3 separate regions of the Homo sapiens genome follow, and regions 2 and 3 are each linked to region 1. Evidence: chromatin contacts called from ENCODE Hi-C or POLR2A ChIA-PET data. All regions are on one chromosome and are shown on one strand. The core of a region is the stretch at or near the end of the contact, and the rest is flanking DNA. Distances in the headings are between cores, read along the strand shown.

Region 1 (2,700 bases), core at 189-2,688:
ATCACAGATTCACTATTGCCACACGTGTGACTTGTAAACCTATTCTGAGCCGAGCAGAGTGCTAAGCACTTCACACAGTCTCTGATCCTGGAAAGGATGCATTACTAATCCCGTTTGATGGGTAAGGAAAAGGAGGACTGCAGGTGAGGATGTGCCTCAAACCACAGCCAACGGTGGCCCCTGGACTCACAGACTCTGCCCCTTTCCCCACGGCTTTAATTTTCAACCAAGCTTCTTCGTTCCTACGTGTTCCTCTCCCCAGGACCTGGAGAGCGTACTGCTTAGCAGCTAGGCGTGATGACTTTGCACCTTGAGAGCACTTTACTAAAACCAGGCCTTTTCCAGGTTGAGGGGGAAGGGCGGCATTCCGGGTTCAAGCAGGTGAGACCCAGGTAACCGGGGAGCGGCTCCTGGAGGCTTCTTGGACCCAGAAGCGCCGACTCTCACACACCTTGCCCGCAGTTCCTTCTCCGGGCACGGGTGGAGCGCAGCCAGGCCGCCCTGGCTGAGGCGGGCACGCCTTCCCGGGCAGCCCGGGATGCCCCGGACCCGCGGACCCGAGGGTGGGGGCCCTGCGGCGCTCGGGGGCTGCGGCGGGGAGCTCGGAGCGCGGAGCTGCCCCCGCCGGTCCACTTCAAGAACAAGTTGATAAGGTCCGCACCGGGTACCAAAGACCCCGGGCGGCGGCGGGCGGCGGCGGGCAGCGGGATCCCCCGCTCGCCGCGGACCCCGACTCTGGACAAAGTTGGCCGCGCTGCGGGGAAAAGACCAGGCCGCGGAACCCCGCGAGGGCCACGAGGCCGAGAGAGGGGAGGTCTTAAAGAGGCCCAAGGTGGCCATCACCCATCTCCTCCGAGCCACCTAGGCGGGAACAAAGGGCTTCTGTCTCGGGCAGGGTTGGCCCGGCCGCGTCCGGCTTCGGAGCAAAGAAAGTTTTCTCGGGATGCGGATGCGGGAGCGGCGGGCGGGGCTGGGGCGCGGGATACCTGCGGCCGGAGCCGCCGCGCAGGCCGCCTCACCTCCTCGATGGCCGCCACAGTGTTCCGGCACTGCGCCGTGCGGGTGGTGAAGCTGGAGGCCGTGGGCGCCTTGTAGTCCTCATGGGTCTCGGCCACGAATTCCGACACGGAGATCTGGTCCGGCATCGCCTCGGCGCGAGGGCGCTGGCGCACAGCCGCAGGGGCGCCGCCGCCTCAACTGCCGCAGCAGGCTCCGACCGCCGCTCGGACACCGCCGCTGCCGCCGCCGCTCCGGCCCGCGGACAAAGGGGAGCGCCGGGCGCGGGAGCCGCGCGGGGCCTGGCGGCGGAGCAGGGGCGGCGCGCAGCCCCGCGCAGCTCGGCCGGTCCGCCCGCCTGCGCGCCGAGGGCTCCGAGTCCGCTGCCGCCGCGTCCTCTCAGAGCGAGCCCCGAGGCGGGCGCGCACAGCCGGCGGGAACTACCCGCCACCCAGCCGCGGGCCCCGACGCCTCCCGCGGAGAGGGGCGGGTCCGGGCCGGGGGCGGCGGCCGGCCGGGCGTGGGGCGGGGCGGCGGGAGGACCGGGCCGCCAATCGGCGCGCTCGCCGCTGCCGCGCCGCCGGGAAGCGGATCCCGCAGGAAGGAAGGCGGCGCGCGCCCCGGCCCGCCGAGCCGTTCCTGGCCGCCGCGCGCCGCATTGTCTCGGCGTTCCGGGCCCCGCGCGCCGCGCCCATGCCCCGCCCCCAGCCGGCCCGAGGCCCCGACTCCGACCCGCTGCCCGCGAGGGTGCGTGTGGAGGTGCGCCCCGCCGGAGTCCGGCCTTGTGCGCGCCAACCGCCCCCCGCCCACGGCGCGGAGCACCTCTGGGCTCCCCACTTGAACGGCGGGCCGCGCCGGCCCATGAGGAAAGCGGGGTGCGGAGCTCGCCCCCTGCCGGAGGATGCGCTCCGCCGGCGGGCACCCTGCGGGGACCACAGCCGGACGCCAGAAGTGACCTGACCGTGAATGTGCGCTTTGCGTGCAGTCATTGCATCGTCGCAGGCCTAGGAGACAGATGAAGAGATGGGTGCTTATTTTATATAGGGGACACAGTGTGCCCAAGAGCACAAGATAAACGGCCGGGTGGGGATTCAAACCCATGTTCCCTGACTCAAGTGTGAGTGCTTCAGAGCGGTGAGGGGCCCCTACTAAAAGTCCCAGTCGCGTTTCCTAGGCTGCCCAATGATAGGTATTCTCGGTTATAGTTTTAGGGTACTAGGCCAGGACCCACCCTGGGAAGGCTGCTGAACGCCCTGAAGTGGTATTCCCGCAGGCAGAGGAGGGAACCGAGGGGGTGCAGGAGGAGGAGGAGGGGGAGAACGTGCTACAGCAGCCAGCCAACCTCACACAAAACCGGGCCAGTAAAGGGTTCGAACTGGTACCGATTTTTATTTACAGCTCTTAAGGAAATTCTCGGTTATACTGAAAAATCCAGAAGCTCTGAAGATACCAGTCAAATAAAATCACACCCTATAACTCTACACCAGACTTGTGGCATGGTTTCTGTAGCTGCCAGCGGTAAAACCAAGAGAAACTTTACAAAAACCTTTTGTGCATCTGAAAAGGAGGAAGTGTGAGAGACACTGGAAATTCAATATGTCAGACAAAGCCGTCTCCTGACACTGCAGGACAGTAGACCAGTCAAACAATCTTTTTAAAGCCCCCATGTAAGAAGTTGCTATATGAGGTGGCAGCTTGGGTCAG
Region 2 (2,700 bases), core at 92-2,591, 590 kb before region 1:
ACTAAGGGTCTCTTAGGCTTCTGCCAGTGAGGAGTCCAAAAGGGACAAGAGGCTTCAAAAAGAGGACAAGCCCCCAGTGGACTCCACTCAAGCTGGGCTCCGAGAGGCTTAGGAGGCTTCCAGGTTCCACTGGCAGTGGGTATGAAAATCCCTTTGCTACAAGTATTCTGAAGCCATGCCTGAATTTCTCCCATTCATTCACTCATTCATTCACTCTTCATTCATTCATTCATTCATTCATTCATTCATTCATTCATGCCTGCCTGCTCATCTATGCTTGAGTGGAACAGGCCCAGCTGATGTCCTGTGTGTACCCGGCACAGCTGCCACAGCTCCCAGCCCATCCACTCTGCCAGCCCACCTGGCCCCACAGGGCCAGGCCTGCAGGTGTCCTCTCCCAGGCAGGGGGCAGAGGAGGCAGCTCACTTCAAAGGGCCCCTGGCTTTGCCTGGGTCACAGTCTGGAGCTCCCCACTAAGAGCCGAGAAGCGTGGCCCTACAGAGGGTCCCAAAGCCTGAGGAAGGGAAGATAGGGAACTGCCCAGAATTGGGTAGCACTACTTCCCCATTTTACAGACGAGGAAACTACAACTTAGAGAGAAGAGGTTTCTGGCCCAAAGTCACACAAAGTCAAAATTGGACCCTGGTCAACATGGAAGGGGAGGGAGTGGAAAAGAGATGGCAGGGGAATGGAAGGGAAGGAAGAGAAAAGAAGTCTCTGGAATCGGCATGGGAAATGAAGAGACTCCCCCAAGGCCCTGTCCTCATTTACCCTCTGCGCCTGGCCCTTCCCTGCCCTGCCGGCTGGATGTCCAGGGACCCACCCAGCCCGACCTGCTCTCTGCCGCGCTGCTCACACTCGGCTGCTGTGCGCTCCTGCCCTCTGGTGGCAAGATCTGGAAGCGCGTTGTCACTGCATCCCAGCACCTCTAGAGGGGAAACTAGGAGCAAGTCAGTTCACCACCCACTGTGTGCAAGACACTGAGCTGGAGACCTAGGGAGGAGGGAACACAGCCCCGTTTCTGAGAGTGCAAAGTTTAGGGGACAAGACAGACAGGCAAACAGACCACGGCAACACAATGAGATAGGGACTTGGCTGGGGGAAGCTCAGGTTGTTTTAAACCTAAAACAAGCAGCCCCCAAATCTATGAGGAAGAGCCTGCCTAGCAGAAGGTCCCACCATGCCCAGGAACATTTGGGCAGCACCTGCTCTGAGGGCTCTGGGCTGCCTGGCTGGGGTGGGACAGACCCAGAGTCCTTTCTGATCTGTCTGCAGCGAGAGCCCTGGAGCCAGAGGGGACCCGAGGAGGTTTGCAGGCTGTGGTCTGGGCAGGAAGGAAGGGCTGAGGTCCCCACCCTTCTTCTCCCTTTCTTAACCTAGTGCAGACCCAGCTGAAGCCAGCCTCACAGGGTTAACAAGAACTGCGGACAGTCATATAGCTATAATTAAGCATTCATCAGGCTGTACTTTGACCCACTTCCTTGTAACCAAAAGTCACGTAGCCCTAGGTACGGACAGTTCACATCCCCATGGTTCCTATTGATAGGATCTCTGACCTTAGAATCATAGGAATTTTGTTTAAGAATTGCTTAAGCAGATCCTGAATTCCATCAGAACAGCTGATGCCAACCAGCTCGAAGACCCCCACAGAGGAACGGAATCCGCGTGACAGTGAGGTTTCTTCATCTCCTTGTCCCGTGACTGCACTCTTCGACCAATCAAGGACCTCCACACTTTGACCCACTTCAAAACCCTTAAAAATTCGAGCCCCGAACTCCCTGGGGAGATGATGGATTGGGGGTTTCCTCCCATCTCCTCACTTGGTGGCCCTGCATTGATTAGACCTCTCTCTCTGCTGCAATGCGGCATCTTGCATATTGACTTCCTGCACGGGTCAGGCCATGAACCTATTACGGTTCCAGAGCTTCAGGCTGGAGAGGCAGAGTGACAAGAGGGTTCAGTAGAAGGCTGGGAGCCAGACTGCCTGGGGTCTTAACAGCAATTGCGTCCTCTGGGCTTCAGTTTTCTCTTGTGTGAAAAGGTAATAAGAACAGTGCCCACCTCTGAGGGTCGCCCTGAGGGTTAAACACACTGATACAGAGAAAGTGGGCAGAATGGTGTTTGGCCCATGGTCAGGGCTGATCATATCTGCTCTTGCCAATAATGCCAACTCACCAGCATCCAGCCCTCCTTTCTTTGGAAGAGTTTCCCATCTCACTCTCATGGCAGATAGTACCACCCAGAGTAGGTGCAGAGGCCCAGAGAGAGGAGGTGTCTCACGTGAGGTCACTGGGCGAGCAGCAACTGTGTTGAGCCTGGCACCCAGGCCTCTGGGCCTAGAGGTTGCAGCCTGGATTCCCAGCCCCCTTGTGTACCTTCTGGGCATCCCTGACTTCCGAGTCCCTGAACTGCCCTCCTCAGTGAGGAGTCTACTTTGCTACTTATTAACAGACTCTCTCACAGGACTGCTGGGCAGGTGCAGCCAGTTTCAGAGTCGCAGCATCCATAGCATTTGCTGAAGCATTGGCTACAGGCAACACCTGTATTGCATTTGTCTTCCTGGAAGATAATGAGCTCTAAAGCTTCACTGTGAAAAGTGTGGTCCCTGAGCCAGCAGCATTGGCCTCACCTGGGAGCTGGTTAGAACTGCACAATCATAGGCCCCTCCCAGACCTACAGAACTGGAATCTGCAGTTTAAT
Region 3 (2,700 bases), core at 56-2,555, 640 kb before region 1:
AGGGGTATCAACTATGTGTGTACCAGGCTTTTTACTAGGTGCTGGGGATTCAATGGTGAGCAAAACAGACCAGACATGATCCCTAGTCTGGGTATACGCTAGCTAATGGTGAGTTACAATTATTCATTTCATCAGCCTAGCATTTACAGAAGTTAGCCAACCATCATCAGTAAACATTTTTTAAGCCTCTACTATAAGACCGTACTGCTCCTGTATATACAGGCCTAATTCTCTGATCCCCAACTCTTTGGAGTTTGACTTGTTGTTAGCATTGATCTAATTATCGAGTATCATTTAATACCATCAAAGCGTGTGCCATTTGGCCGAGGGCGGGGGATCACCCCTATAATCCCAGCACTTTGCGAGGCTGAGGCAGGAAGATCGCCTGAGCCCAGGAGTTCAATACCAGTCTGGACAACATAGCGAGACCCCTGCCCCTACAAAAAATTAAAAAAAAAAAAATTAGCCGGGCTTGGTGGTGCATGTCTGTAGCCCTAGCTCATTGGAAGGCTGAGGCGGAAGGATCTCTCGAGCCCAGGATTCGAGGCTGCAGTGAGCCGTGATCGTGCCACTGTACTCCAGCCTGGGGGAAGAAGTGAGATCTTGTCTCAAAAATAAAAAACAAAAATGTGCCATTTTACGTAGTACCTAAAACAAAACAAAATGCATGCCAAATCAATTTTGGCAACTTGGTAAAGTGTTCAGTGACCCCGTACTAACACTACGATGAATGATAGCTGGACAATTTGGGGAGTTCCCAAACCCGAATTTAGAATCCCTGCTGGAGACAGTGGCAAGGATTCCCGGAGAGACCGACAGGGGTTACCCGGCGGCATCTCAGGTTCCAACCCCTGCCCCTCCCTCACCCACCCCAGCATTAAAGGGAACTTGTGGGTGGTCCAGTCTCGAGGATGAGCCCTGTGGGTGGCCACCCCACAAAACCCACAGCTTCATCCTTAAACACACCCATAACGACAAACACCACACCCTCCCTCCCCCACAACCTCGCCGAGCCAGAAACTCCAGCCTCTTTACCAAAGCCGCGCGCGCATGCGGCCGGCCAGCCCCAGTCCTTAGCCCGCCCTGCAGCCCTCCGCCCCGCCTTCCTCCAGCCGGTGGCGTCGCCGCCCCAACCCGCGGCGTCCTCCGCCGCTCCTCCTCAGCTTCTCTCTCCTCCGGCCCCGGCGATCGTGGCCCGCCAGGTGCACCGCCTCCTTACCGCCTCCTCGAGGTCCATCGCGGCGCCGCGGGAGCTTCCACAGCCGGGACCCGTTACCCGGGTAGCGAGCGCAGCTTCCGGGAAAGGCTGGAGAAGCTTCCGGCCGGAAACGCGAGATCCGCGCCTAGGATTCCGTGCGCCTGCGCGGCAGGGAAACCGCGCGCTCGGGGGCGAGGCTCCGCAAAGCTCGCAGACCCCTCGCGGACTACCTAACTTTCCTACTCTTGAGAACCAAAACCAACCAATAAGAAAGTGGGCGACGCCTACTGCTGAGTGGTTTGATCAAGCTCCGTTCCGACGATCATTCATTCCAAGACAGACTTGCTCCTCCGGCGGCACGGGGGGTCGGACAAGGCCGTGCTCGCGAGCGCGGGCTCTGTCCTCTGTGGGTTCCGCCCTCCGTGGGTTCTGCCCTCCGAGTCTCGCCCCTTGCTGGCTTTTTTAAGGGGAAGCCTCGGGGCTTGGAGGAAAGCTCACGGGCTGTGAGTTAGACCTAGGTTTCTAATCACGGCTCTCCTGCTTACTTGTGCCTCAGTTTACTCCTCTGTAAGAATTAGATGTTATCTGTGAGCCCCTTATAATTGAGTCTCCACCGGGCGTGCTGGTTCACGCCTGTAATCCTGGGGAGGCTGAGTCGGGAGGATTGCTTGAGGCCAGGAGTTGGAGACCAGCCGGGGCAACAAAGCGAGACCCCTTCTCTGCATAAGTAAATAACTGAATAAATAAATGCATGAGTGAATATAATTGAGTCTCAGTAAGTGCTCAATAAATTTAGCTCTTATTGTTTCTTCATCTAACACATTCATTCCTTGTTTTATTTATTAAACAGGAACTGGTTTGTGTCCTGGGGATTCAGCAGTGAACAAAGTAAACAAAAGTCCTTGCCTTCATGGAGATTGTATTCTGATGGGGAGAGACAAAAATAAATAAGGAAAATATGTGGTATGTTAAGTGGTGGTGAGTTCCAAGGAGAAAAATAAAGAGGAGAGGAGAATGGGAACAACAAGGTGATTTCAGTCTGAAATGTGATGTTCAAGAGAGATCTCATTGAGAAGAGGATTTTTGATATAATCGTACATCCCAAGAAGTTAGAAAAAAGATTAAACTGAAAAATAATGGGATGAAGGAAATGTTTAAAAAAGAGAAATTAATAAAAGAGAAAGCAAGCTTCGATAGGCTCCACAAAGGCTTGCTGTGGTGGCTGGTGCCTGTAATCCCATCACTGTGGGAGGCGAAGGCGGGCAGATTGCTGGAGGGCGGGAGTTGGAGACCAGCCTGCCCAACATATTGAGTCCTCATCTCTATAGGCTGGAGTACAATGGTTCAATCTCAGCTCAGTGCAGCCTCCACCTCCCAGGTTCAAGCAATTCTCCTGCCTCAGCCTCCCAAGTAGCTGGGATTATAGGCACGCGCCACGACGCCTGGCGAATTTTTGTATTTTTAGTAGAGACGGGGTTTCACCAGGTTGGCTGGGCTGATCT

Evidence for each region. Hi-C counts contacts between places; a loop is a spot of excess contacts on that map. ChIA-PET counts read pairs that join two places held with the same protein, here RNA polymerase II (POLR2A). Pooled maps may share reads with other maps.
Region 2: a loop to region 1 is called in a map of CD4-positive, alpha-beta memory T cell, with 11 times the contacts of the local background. The contact joins the enhancer-like site here to the promoter of ASAP2 in region 1. A Hi-C loop is called at or near these places in 2 of 168 maps with a recorded cell type or tissue (CD4-positive, alpha-beta memory T cell and naive thymus-derived CD4-positive, alpha-beta T cell), 1 of 37 single-sample maps with no recorded cell type and 8 of 50 pooled maps. POLR2A ChIA-PET finds 5 or more read pairs at or near these places in 2 of 52 experiments (MCF 10A and activated T-cell).
Region 3: a map with no recorded cell type shows a loop between it and region 1 (4-fold over the local background). The contact joins the promoter of TAF1B here to the promoter of ASAP2 in region 1. A Hi-C loop is called at or near these places in 1 of 37 single-sample maps with no recorded cell type and 2 of 50 pooled maps. POLR2A ChIA-PET finds 5 or more read pairs at or near these places in 2 of 52 experiments (H1 and activated CD4-positive, alpha-beta T cell).

The regions. Positions count from the first base shown.
Region 1 is chr2:9,205,550-9,208,249 of GRCh38, reverse strand. It overlaps ASAP2 (ArfGAP with SH3 domain, ankyrin repeat and PH domain 2), which reads right to left and starts at 1,438. Exons shown (of 28, transcript NM_003887.3): 1 at 1,020-1,438. The coding sequence starts at 1,145. RefSeq lists enhancers at 426-1,356, 1,357-2,289 and silencers at 1,719-1,902, 1,649-1,908.
Region 2 is chr2:9,798,037-9,800,736 of GRCh38, reverse strand. No RefSeq gene overlaps it. Among named protein-coding and RNA genes, the nearest start is that of TAF1B, 44 kb to the left of the region's middle. RefSeq lists enhancers at 1-85, 86-921. Within about 2 kb of position 1,341, at least 13 of the 41 ENCODE cell types and tissues checked have a DNase peak (open chromatin) inside an H3K27ac peak, as active enhancers do.
Region 3 is chr2:9,842,079-9,844,778 of GRCh38, reverse strand. It overlaps TAF1B (TATA-box binding protein associated factor, RNA polymerase I subunit B), which reads right to left and starts at 1,305. Exons shown (of 15, transcript NM_005680.3): 1 at 1,220-1,305. The coding sequence starts at 1,237. RefSeq lists a silencer at 945-1,024.